2 separate regions of the Homo sapiens genome follow, and region 1 is linked to region 2. A link is a contact called in ENCODE Hi-C or POLR2A ChIA-PET data. All regions are on one chromosome and are shown on one strand. Each heading gives the region's core, a stretch centred on a gene start or an enhancer-like site at or near the end of the contact. The rest is flanking DNA. Distances are from core to core; before and after follow the strand shown.

Region 1 (3,718 bases), core at 1,106-3,605, 210 kb after region 2:
GGCAGGAATGAAGCCAATAATTTATTGCTTTCCATTCTGTGGTATGATGTGCGTGTGCGTGAGTGTGTGGCCCCTGTTTATTCCCCTCCTGTCAAGAATGAAGTGGATTCAGTTCAGGTACTTTTGAGGGTTGTTGTGCTGACCCTGTGGTTGTCGCTGATGTACACACATTTCATTATTTGCCAATGGTGCAATAACCACTGCTGACCAACCCACTATGTGTGAACTCCTTCCTAGGCTTGGCTGGGGTAGGGAAGGTTATTCATGGGCCAGGGATGTCTTAGGGAGATGGAGACATGGAGGTTGTTCCTTCCACACTCAATTGTCACTTGGGCTTATGAAACATAAGGCACCCGGGTACTGGTGGGGGAGGTGGGGCAGGAGGATGTGAGGGCGGGCTTTTTCTTTCTGCTGCCTAGACTCCCATGGGCTTCTCTGTCTAGCAGCAGCCTGCTGTCCTGTCTAGGGTAGGGGGTCCCGCATGCCAGCCTTTTGCTCTTTTCCCCAAGGGCCAGAGTTGGACCAAGAAAAAGGGAGGTGGTGAGGTGGATAGACTGTTTTTCTCATAAGCAGATGCTCCCAGTATCTGGTGCCTTTTGCGTTTCTCTCCGGTCCCCAGGAAACATCCTAGAAGACAAGGATTTTTTTTTTTTTTTTTTTTGAGACAGAGTCTTATTCTGTCACCCAGGCTGGAGTGCAATGGCGTGATCTTGGCTTACTGCAACCTCCGCCTCCCAGGTTCAAGCAATTCTCGTTGTCTCAGCCTCCCAGGTCGCTGGGACTACAGGCATGAGCCACCACACCCAGCTAATTTTTTGTATTTTTAGTAGAGACGGGGTTTCGCCGTGTTGACCAGGCTGGTCTCGAACTTCTGACCTCAGGTGATCCACCCACCTCGGCCTCCCAAAGTGCTGGGATTACAGGGGTGAGCCACTGCATGCGGCTGAAGGTAAGGATTCTAAACTCGGAGACTAGAAATGTCCTAAAGGTGTCTGCAACATTGGATGAGGAGTACAAGTGCATTTTTCTGGGATGATTCCTCCCTTTTTATCACATTCTCAGAAGTATCTTTGATTCAGAAGAGTTAGGAATGCCTCCCTATTTCAGTTGGGTTTTCTGCCCTTTCTCCACAGAGGTCCAGACTCATTTTGCTTAATTTTTTTTCTAGCTGGGGCCTGGGAGGTAGAGGCTTCAGGGCCTGGGTGGTAGAGCTGCCTGACAAGTGTTCAGCAGGGCTGCTGGGTCAGGGCCCTGTGGGCCTTCTGACCCAACCTGAAGATGGGTCTGCTAAGTCTAACAAGGTCAAGGGAAGATCAGAGGGACCCAGATTCTTTTTTATCCCCCACTTGAAACGGAGTCTTGCTCTGTCGCCCAGGCTGGAGCGCAGTGGTGCAATCTTGGCTCACTGCAACCTCCGCCTCCCTGACCCTCACACTGTCCAGTGCCCTTGTGGTTACTCAGCATCATATCTTGAGACTGGCCTGGCAGGAGCCAGTGACTGTGGAATGACCACAGAAGATTCAGGGCAGCTGCCAGACCAGGGGCTATCTCTGCCCTGCGCTGCTTCTGCTCAAGAGAGGTTGTCACTAGCCTCTGATCTTCCCTTGAAGAACCCGACTGGGGCTCTTCAGAGGGTGGGGCCCAGGAAGTTGTAGTTAACCCCTTCCCCAGGCAGTCCTTACACGGCCATCTAGGTATGCCTGGGAACCTTGCACCAGGTCGGTGGTTCTCACTGGCTGCCCATTGGAATTATCTGGGGAGCCTTCTGGAAACGCAGTGCTTACATTCCATCTCCCTAGACCAACAGAAACTGCCCTCTGGAGGTGAATCCCAGGCTTAGAGATTCTGATGATTCTGCGGTCCAGTGAGTGCTGAGATCTGTCCTGAGCTCTGTGGGGAGGGGCCTGGACTGATCACTGCTTGGAAATGATTTTGCCCTACAGTAGGCCTTCAAGTTGATCAAATGCATGAATGAGCAAGCTTTTCTTGGAGTTTGTGATGAAGCCCAGGAACCGGGTGCTTGCAGTCGTCCCATAAGGCTCCCAGGGACAAGCTAGAGAATCTGGCTGTCCCTCTGTCTCCATGGTGCCAGCCCTCTTAGGCTCAGTTCAAAGGGAGAGGAGGCTAGTTAAATAAGAAACTGAGAGAAACATGGAGCATTATTGATTTATTAGAAAAACTAGTAAATGGGTTTCCTCTGGTTGGTGGAAGCACGGTTGAGCAGGTGGAGGACAGGACCCAGCTGGCCCCAGGGCCAGCCCCAGATTGCATGGTCTGTGCCCAACAGGGTTGCATTCCTCTGCAGCCGCCGCCTCCTCATTTCCTCCCTGAGCTTGTTTGTCCAAGCCACCAAGCCATGTGGTCCCGCTGGCTTCATCCTCCTCTGGATTCCTGCCCCCCTCCCATGAAGGGAGGAAGAGGATTCAGGGTCAGCCTAGGGGACCCTGGCTCCCTCCGATAGGCAGGAAGGAGGAGGGATGCGGAGGAGAGGCTGAGCCTTCCACGGGCCTCCTGTTAGGGGTGTTGGTGGAGGCCAGGTTGGGGAGGGAAGCCTAAGGACCCTCCACACCTCCCACAGCCAGAGTCAGTTGAGGCTGGGACAAAGGGGAAGGAGAGAGGGAAGGAGGACCGCCTGACCTTGCCCAGAAGGAGCTTCCTCTAAACTGCCCTGGGAAGGAAGCCTGGTATGCTGGTGTGGACTGGAGCTGTGTCAACCTCGTTTGGGAATACTGTCAAAAGACTGTAGAGTAGAATAAGGAGAGAAAAAAAAAAAAAGACCTTGCTAGGGCACTGGGAGAGCTTAGCCCTGGTGTGGCACACACAGGGTCTCCCAAAGCTGGATGCCTGCATTTTCAGTCTAGTTGGTCGAATGTCTTGGAGCCTGGGTGACAGGAGGGATGTGTGGGGAGCTGGCAACAGAATGGTCACATGCAGCTGGCTGCCCTGGACCAGGCCAGGGGACCTGGGGTGGTGAGATGCTAGCTCTTCCACTAGAGCCCTTCCTTTCTCGGGTCTGTGGAGTTGCTTGCTGGAAATGCCTCACTTCAGGTGCTGATTTGGCACACGTGGAAGGGGGAGGGTGGGCCCTTGTCCCTAGGCTCCCTAAAGACTGGCCCAGGGAAACAGTTGAGGGAGATGTTTGCCACCATCTGCCCTTCAGCAAGGAACCTGCTCTCTGCCCCAGAGGAGGACATGCCTGCAAGTGCACCAAAGGCCTACTTTATTGCTAGGTGAGTGCAGTCACCTCACTGCCTTGGTTTCCCCAGATACAGAAAGAGGCTGGTGAGTGATACACACTAGGTTCCCTGTATAGGGTCATATGTACCAAAGCCAAATGAAGACCTTGCTCACCAGGGCGGGAACCTGGGGATGTCAGGCTCCATCGGATGACGTCTTCCTTCCTGTGGCTCCTGCCTGCTGCAGTTGGTGTCACCCTGACATATAGTGTCAGGGCCACAGGGTGGAACTGATTTCTGCCGGCACTGGTCAGCACTCAGGGTTCCTCAGGGGGCCTCATTCTGGATGCCTGCCCCTGTGGCTTCTACCTGAACCTCACCCACTTCATCTCCATGGAACTAAGGTCCTTCTCACGGGGAAGGTGATAGAAACTTGACTGCAGGCCCTGGGGACTTTCATGGTTTCCTTGGGGGAAAATGCCTGCTGCCCTCCGCCCTCCCCCCCACCCCCGACCCGCTTGACTGCTCTCTTGGACCTAACC
Region 2 (4,059 bases), core at 194-2,693:
CGGAGTCAGAAACATGACTAGGTCACGATCACAACCCCGTGTGTGCCAGGGTGACCGAGACTGGGTGACTTTATGGTGTTTCAACGTGTGGGTTTTGACTGATTATATTATGGGTTTTCCAGTCAAAAACTCAAAGCAGTGGATAAAGCACTTGCGACCTAAAATAAGCAATGGAATGAACAGGAAGGCGAAACCAGAGTTTAAAGCGGCAGGACAAACAGGAAAAAGGAAGAGTGAGGCAGGAAGGGTTTAAATGCAGGCTCCTCGGAGGACAAGTCGCCGCCACACCCCTGTCTGCCGTCCCGCCAGCCGCCCTCACGCGGCGCGGGAAAACGGTCGGCCTCGCCCTGGGCTCAGGTTCTCTCCGCCCGCCAGGCAGTGGGGTTTTTTTTTGTTTTTTTTGAGACGGAGTCTCGCTCAGTCGCCCAGGCTGGAGTGTAGTGGCGTGATCTCGGCTCACTGCAACCTCCACCTCCCGGGTTCAAGCGATTCTCCTGCCTCAGCCTCCCGAGTAGCTGAGACTACAGGCACGCGCCACCACGCCCAGCTAATTTTTGTATCTTTAGTAGAGACGGGCTTTCACCATGTTGGCCAGGATGGTCTCGATGTCTTAACGTCGTGATCCGGCCGCCTCGGCCTCCCAAGTGCTGGGATTACAGGCGTTAGCCACTGCGCCCGGCCCCAGCCAGGCAGTTTTAATCGAGCGCTCACAACCACTGAGACGCAGTGAAGCACCCACCATAAAATCCCAGGAGGCCGACCGCCGGTTCAGACTTTTTCTTTTCTTTAATCCCCGTCCAAGGGATCCGCCCTCACCCCCCACCCCAGCCACCCCAATTCCCTATTCCCTCCCCTTGGACGGCGCCGGGGAAAACAAGCTGCTCGAGCTTTATTTCTTCGGTGCAACCAACTCAGAATGAATTCCTCCGCCCCTGCGTGCTCAGTGAGTCGGCACCCTAGCAGTGAACTGCATTTAAAACCTCAGGAATTGAGCGAACTCTCCCAGTGGCTCTCCTCACCGGGATCCCCTTCCACGCCTCCTCCCCGTGCCGCGCCTCAGTCCGCACTGCTCATTGGCCGCGTGCCCTGCCAATCCGATGCACGTCGGCTAGGGCAAAGACCGCGAAAAAGCGCGTACACCTGGCTCTGGGAGCGCGCGCCTAACGCCAGCCAGCAGCAGGAGGCGCGCGAGGCACCACGGCCTGGCGGCCGAGAGTCAGGGAGGAACCTCATTTACATAACGGCCGCCCCTCTGTCTCCTGGCGGGGGCCGGAGTCCCGCCCCTCGTCCAACTTGAAATCTGTTGGGTCACGGGCCAGTCACTCCGACCTAGGCAAGCCTGTGGTGGAGCTGGAAGAGTTTGTGAGGGCGGTCCCGGGAGCGGATTGGGTCTGGGAGTTCCCAGAGGCGGCTATAAGAACCGGGAACTGGGCGCGGGGAGCTGAGTTGCTGGTAGTGCCCGTGGTGCTTGGTTCGAGGTGGCCGTTAGTTGACTCCGCGGAGTTCATCTCCCTGGTTTTCCCGTCCTAACGTCGCTCGCCTTTCAGTCAGGATGTCTGCCCGTGGCCCGGCTATCGGCATCGACCTGGGCACCACCTATTCGTGCGTCGGGGTCTTCCAACATGGCAAGGTGGAGATCATCGCCAACGACCAGGGCAATCGCACCACCCCCAGCTACGTGGCCTTCACGGACACCGAGCGCCTCATCGGCGACGCCGCCAAGAACCAGGTGGCCATGAACCCCACCAACACCATCTTCGACGCCAAGAGGCTGATTGGACGGAAATTCGAGGATGCCACAGTGCAGTCGGATATGAAACACTGGCCGTTCCGGGTGGTGAGCGAGGGAGGCAAGCCCAAAGTGCAAGTAGAGTACAAGGGGGAGACCAAGACCTTCTTCCCAGAGGAGATATCCTCCATGGTCCTCACGAAGATGAAGGAGATCGCGGAAGCCTACCTGGGGGGCAAGGTGCACAGCGCGGTCATAACGGTCCCGGCCTATTTCAACGACTCGCAGCGCCAGGCCACCAAGGACGCAGGCACCATCACGGGGCTCAATGTGCTGCGCATCATCAACGAGCCCACGGCGGCGGCCATCGCCTACGGCCTGGACAAGAAGGGCTGCGCGGGCGGCGAGAAGAACGTGCTCATCTTTGACCTGGGCGGTGGCACTTTCGACGTGTCCATCCTGACCATCGAGGATGGCATCTTCGAGGTGAAGTCCACGGCCGGCGACACCCACCTGGGCGGTGAGGACTTCGACAACCGCATGGTGAGCCACCTGGCGGAGGAGTTCAAGCGCAAGCACAAGAAGGACATTGGGCCCAACAAGCGCGCCGTGAGGCGGCTGCGCACCGCTTGCGAGCGCGCCAAGCGCACCCTGAGCTCGTCCACGCAGGCGAGCATCGAGATCGACTCGCTCTACGAGGGCGTGGACTTCTATACGTCCATCACGCGCGCCCGCTTCGAGGAGCTCAATGCCGACCTCTTTCGCGGGACCCTGGAGCCGGTGGAGAAGGCGCTGCGCGACGCCAAGCTGGACAAGGGCCAGATCCAGGAGATCGTGCTGGTGGGCGGCTCCACTCGTATCCCCAAGATCCAGAAGCTGCTGCAGGATTTCTTCAACGGCAAGGAGCTGAACAAGAGCATCAACCCCGACGAGGCGGTGGCCTATGGCGCCGCGGTGCAGGCGGCCATCCTCATCGGCGACAAATCAGAGAATGTGCAGGACCTGCTGCTACTCGACGTGACCCCGTTGTCGCTGGGCATCGAGACAGCTGGCGGTGTCATGACCCCACTCATCAAGAGGAACACCACGATCCCCACCAAGCAGACGCAGACCTTCACCACCTACTCGGACAACCAGAGCAGCGTACTGGTGCAGGTATACGAGGGCGAACGGGCCATGACCAAGGACAATAACCTGCTGGGCAAGTTCGACCTGACCGGGATTCCCCCTGCGCCTCGCGGGGTCCCCCAAATCGAGGTTACCTTCGACATTGACGCCAATGGCATCCTTAACGTTACCGCCGCCGACAAGAGCACCGGTAAGGAAAACAAAATCACCATCACCAATGACAAAGGTCGTCTGAGCAAGGACGACATTGACCGGATGGTGCAGGAGGCGGAGCGGTACAAATCGGAAGATGAGGCGAATCGCGACCGAGTCGCGGCCAAAAACGCCCTGGAGTCCTATACCTACAACATCAAGCAGACGGTGGAAGACGAGAAACTGAGGGGCAAGATTAGCGAGCAGGACAAAAACAAGATCCTCGACAAGTGTCAGGAGGTGATCAACTGGCTCGACCGAAACCAGATGGCAGAGAAAGATGAGTATGAACACAAGCAGAAAGAGCTCGAAAGAGTTTGCAACCCCATCATCAGCAAACTTTACCAAGGTGGTCCTGGCGGCGGCAGCGGCGGCGGCGGTTCAGGAGCCTCCGGGGGACCCACCATCGAAGAAGTGGACTAAGCTTGCACTCAAGTCAGCGTAAACCTCTTTGCCTTTCTCTCTCTCTCTTTTTTTTTGTTTGTTTCTTTGAAATGTCCTTGTGCCAAGTACGAGATCTATTGTTGGAAGTCTTTGGTATATGCAAATGAAAGGAGAGGTGCAACAACTTAGTTTAATTATAAAAGTTCCAAAGTTTGTTTTTTAAAAACATTATTCGAGGTTTCTCTTTAATGCATTTTGCGTGTTTGCTGACTTGAGCATTTTTGATTAGTTCGTGCATGGAGATTTGTTTGAGATGAGAAACCTTAAGTTTGCACACCTGTTCTGTAGAAGCTTGGAAACAGTAAAATATATAGGAGCTTAAATTGTTTATTTTTATGTACTACTTTAAAACTAAACTGAACATTGCAGTAATGTTAAGGACAGGTATACTTTTTGCAAACAAATGCATAAATGCAAATGTAAAGTAAAGCTGAAATTGATCTCAAAGTTACTGTCTTGGAGTTTTCAATTTTCCTTCCTTTATATTTTACCCATATTCGTCTTTTAAGATGTTAGTATGATGTGAAATTTATCTAACCAATCTTGTTTAATTCCCAGATGAGGGT

What was found. A loop is a pair of places that touch in the nucleus more often than their neighbours do. ChIA-PET counts read pairs that join two places held with the same protein, here RNA polymerase II (POLR2A). Pooled maps may share reads with other maps.
Region 1: a loop to region 2 is called in a map of ascending aorta, with 2.0 times the contacts of the local background. The contact joins the enhancer-like site here to the promoter of HSPA2 in region 2. A Hi-C loop is called at or near these places in 2 of 168 maps with a recorded cell type or tissue (PC-9 and ascending aorta) and 3 of 50 pooled maps. POLR2A ChIA-PET finds 5 or more read pairs at or near these places in 5 of 52 experiments (A549, AG04449, Caco-2 and 2 more).

Annotation. Positions count from the first base shown.
Region 1 is chr14:64,744,131-64,747,848 of GRCh38, forward strand. PLEKHG3 (pleckstrin homology and RhoGEF domain containing G3) reads left to right here. Exons shown (of 17, transcript NM_001308147.2): 17 at 1-3,718. SPTB (spectrin beta, erythrocytic) reads right to left here. Exons shown (of 36, transcript NM_001355436.2): 36 at 2,153-3,718. Among named protein-coding and RNA genes, the nearest start is that of MIR7855, 40 kb to the right of the region's middle. Within about 2 kb of position 2,356, at least 6 of the 41 ENCODE cell types and tissues checked have a DNase peak (open chromatin) inside an H3K27ac peak, as active enhancers do; they include ascending aorta, where a contact is called at or near this core.
Region 2 is chr14:64,539,298-64,543,356 of GRCh38, forward strand. It overlaps HSPA2 (heat shock protein family A (Hsp70) member 2), which reads left to right and starts at 1,444. Exons shown (of 1, transcript NM_021979.4): 1 at 1,444-3,940. The coding sequence starts at 1,553. The coding sequence ends at 3,472. HSPA2-AS1 (HSPA2 and ZBTB1 antisense RNA 1) reads right to left here and starts at 1,071. Exons shown (of 4, transcript NR_110550.1): 1 at 1,020-1,071. RefSeq lists a silencer at 1,219-1,308 and an enhancer at 1,479-1,588.